3 separate regions of the Homo sapiens genome follow, and all the other regions are linked to region 2. Evidence: chromatin contacts called from ENCODE Hi-C or POLR2A ChIA-PET data. All regions are on one chromosome and are shown on one strand. The core of a region is the stretch at or near the end of the contact, and the rest is flanking DNA. Distances in the headings are between cores, read along the strand shown.

The links. A loop is a pair of places that touch in the nucleus more often than their neighbours do. ChIA-PET counts read pairs that join two places held with the same protein, here RNA polymerase II (POLR2A). Pooled maps may share reads with other maps.
Region 1: a loop to region 2 is called in a map of B cell, with 8 times the contacts of the local background. The contact joins the enhancer-like site here to the promoter of DCBLD2 in region 2. A Hi-C loop is called at or near these places in 1 of 168 maps with a recorded cell type or tissue (B cell) and 5 of 50 pooled maps. POLR2A ChIA-PET finds 5 or more read pairs at or near these places in 1 of 52 experiments (PC-3).
Region 3: a map of B cell shows a loop between it and region 2 (19-fold over the local background). The contact joins the promoter of TFG here to the promoter of DCBLD2 in region 2. A Hi-C loop is called at or near these places in 3 of 168 maps with a recorded cell type or tissue (B cell, CD4-positive, alpha-beta T cell and CD8-positive, alpha-beta T cell) and 16 of 50 pooled maps.

The regions. Positions count from the first base shown.
Region 1 is chr3:100,045,917-100,048,616 of GRCh38, forward strand. All of the region lies in intron 1 of CMSS1 (cms1 ribosomal small subunit homolog), which reads left to right. The region is part of intron 1 of FILIP1L (filamin A interacting protein 1 like); the gene reads right to left. Among named protein-coding and RNA genes, the nearest start is that of FILIP1L, 67 kb to the right of the region's middle. RefSeq lists an enhancer at 1,843-1,932. Within about 2 kb of position 1,260, at least 14 of the 41 ENCODE cell types and tissues checked have a DNase peak (open chromatin) inside an H3K27ac peak, as active enhancers do; they include B cell, where a contact is called at or near this core.
Region 2 is chr3:98,900,379-98,903,078 of GRCh38, forward strand. DCBLD2 (discoidin, CUB and LCCL domain containing 2) reads right to left here and starts at 1,317. Exons shown (of 16, transcript NM_080927.4): 1 at 744-1,317. The coding sequence starts at 948. LOC105374002 (a long non-coding RNA gene) reads left to right here and starts at 1,636. Exons shown (of 2, transcript NR_189121.1): 1 at 1,636-2,139. RefSeq lists enhancers at 216-932, 933-1,648 and silencers at 756-1,445, 1,586-1,635.
Region 3 is chr3:100,708,052-100,710,751 of GRCh38, forward strand. It overlaps TFG (trafficking from ER to golgi regulator), which reads left to right and starts at 1,443. Exons shown (of 8, transcript NM_006070.6): 1 at 1,443-1,670. RefSeq lists enhancers at 1,011-1,902, 1,903-2,700 and a silencer at 1,540-1,769.

The DNA of each region.
Region 1 (2,700 bases), core at 10-2,509, 1.1 Mb after region 2:
GGGGAAGGGGGAGGAGGCGGAGCTGGGGTGGATGAGAGAAGGGAAGGGGAAGAAGCTGTCACATCTGCATTCTTGGTGGAAAAATGGAAACATGTTTGCCACATGCTTGCTTTGTTTGTTTATTTTTTAAGGAAAGGGTATGGAGAGGCAAGAGAATAGTGAGGAATTGTAACATGATGACTGCTTGGTTTTCCCCCAAGGCTTCACAGCTAAATAGCTGTATTCTCAATAACAGGCTCATCAAATTTCCCAGGGCACTGATAACTCTATGAATCTAATCCTGAATACTTGAAACTGATCAGGGCCAGGATATTCCAGCGTTTGGATCCAGTAACTTCTTTAGAGTTGTGAAAATTCCTAATTCTAGATAGTCCACTCCTCCTTATGCCTCAGACATGTCTTAAAAAGGGAAATTCAGAATTTGCAGAATTATTTTTATATTTGGCAATGTAGTTAAAAGTATCAGGTTGTTCACCTATTTCTCAAAGTTGTCACTGAAAGTAAACAACCTTTTTTTTTTTTTAAGTTTACTAGTAGTAGCCTAACTGGTAGATCATAGTTTTATCTCTAGAGCTTGTTGTATATACAGAGATTATAAATCTAGAATTCCCCAACTCCCCCCAGGATTTGGGATTGTTGTTACAATTGGTTGTTGTTGATGTTTTTGTGAGGAGAGAGGTTAGCAAAAGAGGGGTCCTGTTGTCATTACAGGGAATGACCTGGCCTGGGCAAAATCACAACCAACCACTTGGCCATCTCAGCTCCAGGTAATAGAAATAAGTCAGCGCTGACAGAAGTGAGAAAAATACTCAAAATGCTCTCAAGATGGTTTTGAACCCTTCAAACCTGATAAGGCCAGGTCTGATTAGCCTTTGTATCTTCAATACCTCAGCCAGGGCCTAATAGATAGTAAGTGCTCAGTGAGTGGTGAGTGGCCAAGTAACCCAGTTTTCCTATTTTCCATGGTTCAGGACTACTGTTGGTAGGCAGAACAAATGACCATGAGTAATTAGGTAGAGGGAAAAAATATTTCCTCCTAAATCATGGAGAAAGAGGCTGTTATTTAAGTAAATATAATAATTGACTATCAACAGTGCTCCCGACTTGAGTTTTCAAGATAAAATGTAAAGGGTATTGTCCTCAGGTTTTGAAGGTCCAAAACTGCTAAATGTTTAGCCATTGAAGTTTTCTAACCTAAATTTCCTTGTTGGTAAAATGGGTATAATACTTTCTCTGCCTACCTTTCTAGGGTTATTTTCAGGATTAAATGCTTTTAAGGAAGTGAAACTAGTAAAAACTATCGGAGGGAAGTGTTGTTATTTTCTTCTTTTGAGAACAATATATCTTTAAACATTTTTAGAAGAAAAAAAGGTTTTGAATTCCTTGAAGAAAAGGTGCTTCCAAAGCATATTTATTGATGCTATTATTGTAAATCCCTCTTTAAGCTTCATGCATTTAAAAATTAATGACAACTCTCCTCTTCCTTTCTGGAAAGCTTTTATGACTTAACTCCAAATTCTATGTGTTTAAAAAAACTAAAGTATCATGTCCTCCTTAAAGAATACCATTATTATTCATAACCTCTGAAACCAGCGAGGGTCATAAAGCTACTGACTGCGAATGATTAAGTGGCCACAAATAAAACACTGGTATTACCACATGTAAATTCTTTCCCTGCAGTTTATGCCTCCGCAAACAGTGATTCAACTGCAGGTGTCTGTCAAGAGACAGTAGAGTTTTGTCCTTCTGGAAGCCTCACTGTATGTGAAGTCAAGAAACAATGCCCCTGCCACTGTCTAGCTATAGCCTCAATCAAATCATTTCACCTCTCTTAGCCTCTGCTTCCTCTTTTAACTGACAGGGCATTCAGTGGCTGTGCGTCTGGGCCTCACTGCTCTCCCCAGAAGGCATTTGAAAAAAAAAAGGAAGGCATTTTTGGTTGTCAAAATGACAGGGTGGGCGAAAAATGATAGGATGGAGGTAGCTTCTGGCACTTAGTAGGCAAATTTTCTATGGTGAGTTGAGCAGACTCATGAAAGAACGAATTGTCCCTCCTATAGTGTAAATATACCCTCCTAAGAAACACTGGGCCATAGCTTGTGAAAGTGAAAGGGTTTAAATTAGTAGTAAGGGACTGTCCCAGGCAAGCTGGCATATAGGGGCCAAACAGCCACAATCCAAGTCCACTTGTGCTTGCATTGTCTTCCTGCATTCTGGCCCTGTTTGCCCCACAAATGACCAGGTCCCAAGCTCTGCTGAACAGCCCTCAGGGAAGGGGACAGATAGGTCCAGACCAAATCCTTCCACTGTCTTTATTTTACTAGGAAAACTAGCAATAGACTTAAAGTTAACTCACTTGTTTATCCCTTAATTTGGTTATGCTTTAGTCCCAGAGGCCCCTCATTTCTCCCCTTTCCAGACCTTCAGAGCCTTCGGCACTGCCAGCCCTCAAGTATGGCAGCTGCTTGAAGCATTTGCTTGGGGTGAGTTGGGGAAAGAGGAGGAAGAGTAGAGCCAGCTCTTCCCTGCAGCTGTGGCTAACCGAGGCAAGCTGTGACACGGAGCTCACTCCATCTCAGTCAGAGCCCACCCTGAAGCCATATCTGTGGGTGCAAAGTTATTGTGACACAACCCACCACACAGTGTCAGGGGAGAAACTGAGCATGGTAATTGAGGTGCCAGGTGATTCTTGCACCACTT
Region 2 (2,700 bases), core at 67-2,566:
GAAAAGAAATCACCCTGCATTCTCCTTCCATTATGATAAGTATTTAATAAACAGTTTTGCCTGTTTCTGGAACAGGTTTTTCAAGGATTGTAGGTGGAAAAAAAAAAAAGTTTTGTCACTTTCTGGAAAGGCTTACCTTTTTAATGTGGAGAGCTTCACTTGGGCAAATTAGCATAGCGTTGGGTCAGACCCAGTGTTTGACCAAGGCAGTCTAGACCACCAGCCTCAATGATGGATTGTAAAGAACATGTTCTGAATCCAAGACTCAGAGATAAGCAGAAACTATTCCATTCGCTTCAGAACCCGGGCTCTTTCACAAAGGATCATAATTACCACCACTTACCTTTAATAGGCTTAAGATGCTATTTAATTAACCTGCCTTCCTACAGTGTCCATCCATCCGTGCAGCTTAACTTTAGGGGTCATTACCTCCAAAGGTTCTTTTTCCTCCCCAAAATTTTCCCCAGAAGGACCTAATATCAACGAGGCTTTCATAGCAGGGTCTCACGTCCCCCTTTCAGAAAAATAAATGGCCTTGCCAAAAAGTAAAGCCGCGCCAACTTGGGGGACAGACGGGCAAGACCTTGCCTTTGCAACTCAACCCCGTGAGTACCCAGCCAGGTCCGGCCACGCACGAAAGCGCACCGCGCCTCCCTGCAGCGTCTGCAGATTTGTTCAGGGGCCAAGAGACCCGCAGCCCCGACGGAGGTTCCCCCGCCGCTCACTCCCCTGGGACCACTCACCTTGCTGGGCTCCAGCGTCCTCGAGCAGCAGGAGCAGGACAAGTAAGAGCAGGAGGAACAGAGGCATGGAGAAGGAGGAGGAGTTGGAGCAGGGAGGGAGGGAGCGGGAGAGGGGGAGCGCGGCCCAGGCGGGGGCGGCGGCCGCGGCCCGGACTTGGGGACACTGCGGGCAGCGCCTGGCTCTCACCACCGCCCGGCTCGCCATCGCGGCGGCCGGCAGTCTGCCTGCATAGTGCGGGTGCCTCGGCAGCCCCGCGCGCCTCTGGCCGCGGCACCCGACCAGGAGACGGCGGCAGCGGCGGGAGAACAAGAGGCAGCCCTCGCCTCACCCCGCGCCGGGACCCTTCCGCCCCTCACCCCGCTTTCACCTACTCCTCCTTCGTCCCTTCCCTCCGCTCCCCGCGCCGAGACCCCAGGCCGGAGCGCAGGGGAGGGGAGGGAAGGAAGCGGAGTCCTCGAGCCGCGGAGGACGGCCGCGGCGGAGCTAAGGAACGTGCCTCCCGCGCCGCGCTCCTCACCAGGGTCGCCGCTCGCCGCGCTCACCCGCGGCTCCGGCTAGCTGGCAGGCAGGCCCGCAGCCAGCTCCCTCGCGCTCCCTCTCGCGCGCGCCGGCCACGCCCCCTAGGCACCGCGGCCAATCCTCGGCCAGCTCTGGTCCGTCTCCTTCCGCGAAACCCAATCAGCATGCTCGCTCCTCGCTCGACCCGCTAGTTCTCCGGCCCATTCCTCGAGCTCCACCGCCCCTTACCTCCCTCTTCCAATCCCCTTCGGCCTTTGGAGGCGTCCCACCCGCCTCCTCCAATCCAGGTCCCGCCCTCCAGCTTCGGATCCCCGCGGCCCCCGCCCGGCCCGGGCGCCTGTTATTGTTGGGCCCTCAGCCCAAACTGATCCCGCAGAGGCGGCAGCCAGCTCGTCAGTGACTTCCGGGACGTCCCCCATCCCGCGCTCCCTGCTCCTCAGGCCCAGCTTGCTCCTTGCTCCTTTCTCCTCGCTCCTCCGACGCACATCAGACCACTGGAAGGGGGTGGGAAACCTGGATCCTGGGTTGTTTTAGCTGGGAGCTGAGTCTAAGGGACTTTTTTTTTTTTTTTAATGGCAGAGCGTGGCTTGTTTTGTTAAAACTGCCGCCAGTTGTTGCAACAGCTCCGAGTTAGAATAATAGATGCAGTGTTCAGTTTTTAATATATGTGTTCCCTGTTTTCTCTGCTCTTTTTATGGCGGGGGGTGGGGGACAAAAAAGTGTAAAACAAGATCCGTGCCGCAAAGGCAATTTAAACCTAACATCCCAACCTTCATGCAGCCATTCTACAAGGAGTTGTTGAGCACCTGCTGTCTATCTACAGAAATCTTGAAATGTGGAACAGAGATGGAAATATAGCATGCAAGTCAGAATGAAGTAAGTGCTAATTAGAGTCACAAGCAGTTTGATGGAGACTGTAAGCCTATGGAACGACAAAAAGAATTTTAGGAAAGAGGAATGCAGAGGTCTACGCAGTGATTTATTTTAGAAGAGAGTGGCCATGTAGGATGTTTTTAACAGCAGTCCCTGAAAGGACAATGGTGTCATTAGCAAATACAAAAAACTGCTAAGGTGGAACAAGTTGTGTGGGAAAGTAAGTTAATTTTGGACGTATTGAATTTGAGATGCCAACTTAGATAATAAGTGAAGCTATGTAACAGGCAGATGGATATTTTAGTCGAAAGCTCAGATTGAGAGCTTTGAAATTATGGCTCTGGGAGTCATACATAGCCATACATGTATACATATACATATGTATACATAGTCATACATAGATGTGATATTCAAAAACATGGAAGGGACTGATATCCTTCAATGAAAGTCTAAGTTGGAAAGGACTTTGGAGGTCGTATGTTTCAACTCCCCTGCATATTTCTTATACAATAATCTCTTTAACCAAATTTATTCAATTAACATTTATTAAATGCCTAAGAAACC
Region 3 (2,700 bases), core at 193-2,692, 1.8 Mb after region 2:
TAAAGCAAACTAAATATGGCCTGAGAAGGACTCCATACATCTATACTTGAATCCTTGTGGATGAACTGTAACCTAGCTTAACAGACAAGATTGAAAACCTAACTTAGAAGTATGCGTCTCTTACAATAAGCGAGTCTTGGCCAATTCCAGCCGCCACACTTCAATCACTCATAGACTGCTAAGTGTTCAAATAAGGCCAACGCCAACCTGTAACCAATCCAGCTGTTTCTGTACTTCACTGCCAATTTCTGTACCTCATTTCCCTTTTTTTGTCTATAAATCTTCCACCACGTGGCTCTGCTGGAGTCTCTTAATCTGCTGTGATTCTGGGGGCTGCCCAATTCGTGAAATCGTTCACTGCTCAATTAAACTCCTTTAAATTTAATTCAGCTTAAGTTTTTCTTTTATAACTGGTAAACAACTGGAGACCAGGTAGGGTCTAAATGCTTTATTTATCAGCTTAGTCTCCACCTTAGAAGTGACAAACATTCTCCGTTTGGCCAAACTTCGGGCTCCTGGGCCTTCTCCTAGGACCATCTGTGCATCTTCTTGTAAAACTCAGTTTCAGCAAAGAACCTTGTTAAGGCAGTGTAGTGAGAATCCCTCACCCTTGATGGGGTTCCTCATCCTCCACCACCCCCAGGTGATGTCTGCTATCCTGGCCTATCTTCGTCTAGAATCCTGTTGTGTTGGTTTAGCCAGAATCTCCCTTGCCCCTGATATTTCCTCTTAGTAATTTTCCATCCACTGACCGACTTCCACCCCTTGGCTATAAATTCCTACTTACTCATACTGTATTTCTATTTGAACAGGTAAGGGAGAAGGGAAGAGTACGTAGGACACACTCAAATGCCTTATCCTCTAAAAATCACTCAGGAATCTTTAGCCTTAATTTCCCAGCTTTTGTCCTTTACACAGTTACAGATTTTCCTTGCTCATAAACGCTGTAGGTCTTCCCTGCTTAATTGGAAACTCCTTGCTCACAAAATGATTCACCCCCATTCCTAGAACCGGGCTTGGCAAAGCATAGGCTCCCAATAATGAATGAATGGATTTATAGAAGAAAAGGTTTTTTCTTTTTCAGCTGTTACTACAATGGTCAACAATAACGACAAAAACCACTTAAAGTTGGACAGACGTCTACTGCAACCAACTCTCAAAAAGTTTAGAACAGCGCACTACGCCCCGCCCATTGGCGAGAAACGGAAATACCCGCTTTCGAGAAAACCGGAAGTGCGTGGTCACGCCCCGCGCATGCGTGCATCGGGGCAGCTCACGCTTCCTAAATCCCGTCATCCAGTGAGAAAGCAGGGACTCTTCGGCCTAGGCAGCCGGGACCCAGCCAGCCCTGCGCCTCGCGCCGTCGCGCATGCGTCCTGGGTATGTCCACGCGCAATAAGGAGGGGCGAAAGGACATTTTTTTTTTTCTTGCTCCCGCCTCTGTTCTTCCCCCACCTGCCACGTACAGAGCCCAAGTTCTCGCTAGGCTTGTTGGGTCAGCGCGATTGGCCGGGGCCCGCGCGAGCCTGCGAGCGAGGTGCGGCGGTCGCGAAGGGCAACCGAGGGGGCCGTGACCACCGCCTCCCCGCGACGCCCCAGTCCAGTGGCCTCGCGTCCGCCCATTCAGCGGAGACCTGCGGAGAGGCGGCGGCCGCGGCCTCCGCAAGCCGGTATGGCCACTGGAGACGGGGGTTGCGGGCGCTCTGTCCGAGGAGGCCGGGAGACTAGGAGGCGCTGGGAGGGCCTCGTTCGAACCGCGCGGCAGCTGGGGTCGGAGGCACTGTGGGAAGGGGCTGGAGGGAGGAGGGGGTGGGAGGGAGGAGGGGGTGGGAGGGAGGACGAGGCCGGGGGGGAGGGCGGGCGGGGCCTTGCATGGGGGGAGGGGAAGGGAGGTCGCGGAGGGGGAGGGGAGAGAGGCAACCCCTGGCTGCGGTGGCCAGGAGGCGCGCCTGGGGGGCTCCGGGAGGGGAGTGCGCCAGCTAATGCCTTGGTGCAGCCTGCCTCCAAGCGTTTGGATTGAGAGGAGAGGGGCTTTGGGAGGTTTGGGGCGGCCGGCGCCCAATACCCGAAGGAGCTCGGAAGGGTGTGGAGTGGCGCCTACGGGAATAAGTTGATTGGGGTCATAGAATCGGAGCCTAGTTCCTTGGCTAAGTCAGCGCTTAATCAAGCGCCGGCTGGAGGCCCAGCCTGGTTTATAGTGATGATTCTAGCTAACTTTAAGAGTTTGCTTTGCTGGACACTACAGTAAGTATTTTGGATGCACTGTCTCATTTAATCATCACAAGGATTCCTCCAAATTCAGATATGGTTGTTTTCATTTCGAATGTGATGAAAGTGAGCCTTGGAGGACTTAAGATCACATAGCTAGTAGTGAGAATCTTTACCGTCTTGCTGCACTGCCTTTGAGGCAGGGTTTGAGGCCTCTTGGCATTCTTTAGAATAATTACAGGTTGACTTGGCTTAGTATTTCTTGAAGGAAACTGCTCCCCTCAGGAGGTGCTTAAGCCACAGCCTCTGAAATTGAGCAGGGTCTTACCCTTAGAGGTAGTAGAACCAGAAGTTTGTCCGCCGAACCTAGAACCTGGTTCAGGAGGCAGGCTTTTTATATGACCTTGGGCGTGTCAGATTATTCCCAGTGCTGAGAAAAGTGTACCTGGTAGAGGGTTATATTATACAAGTTAGAAGCCGAGTCATTTCTGG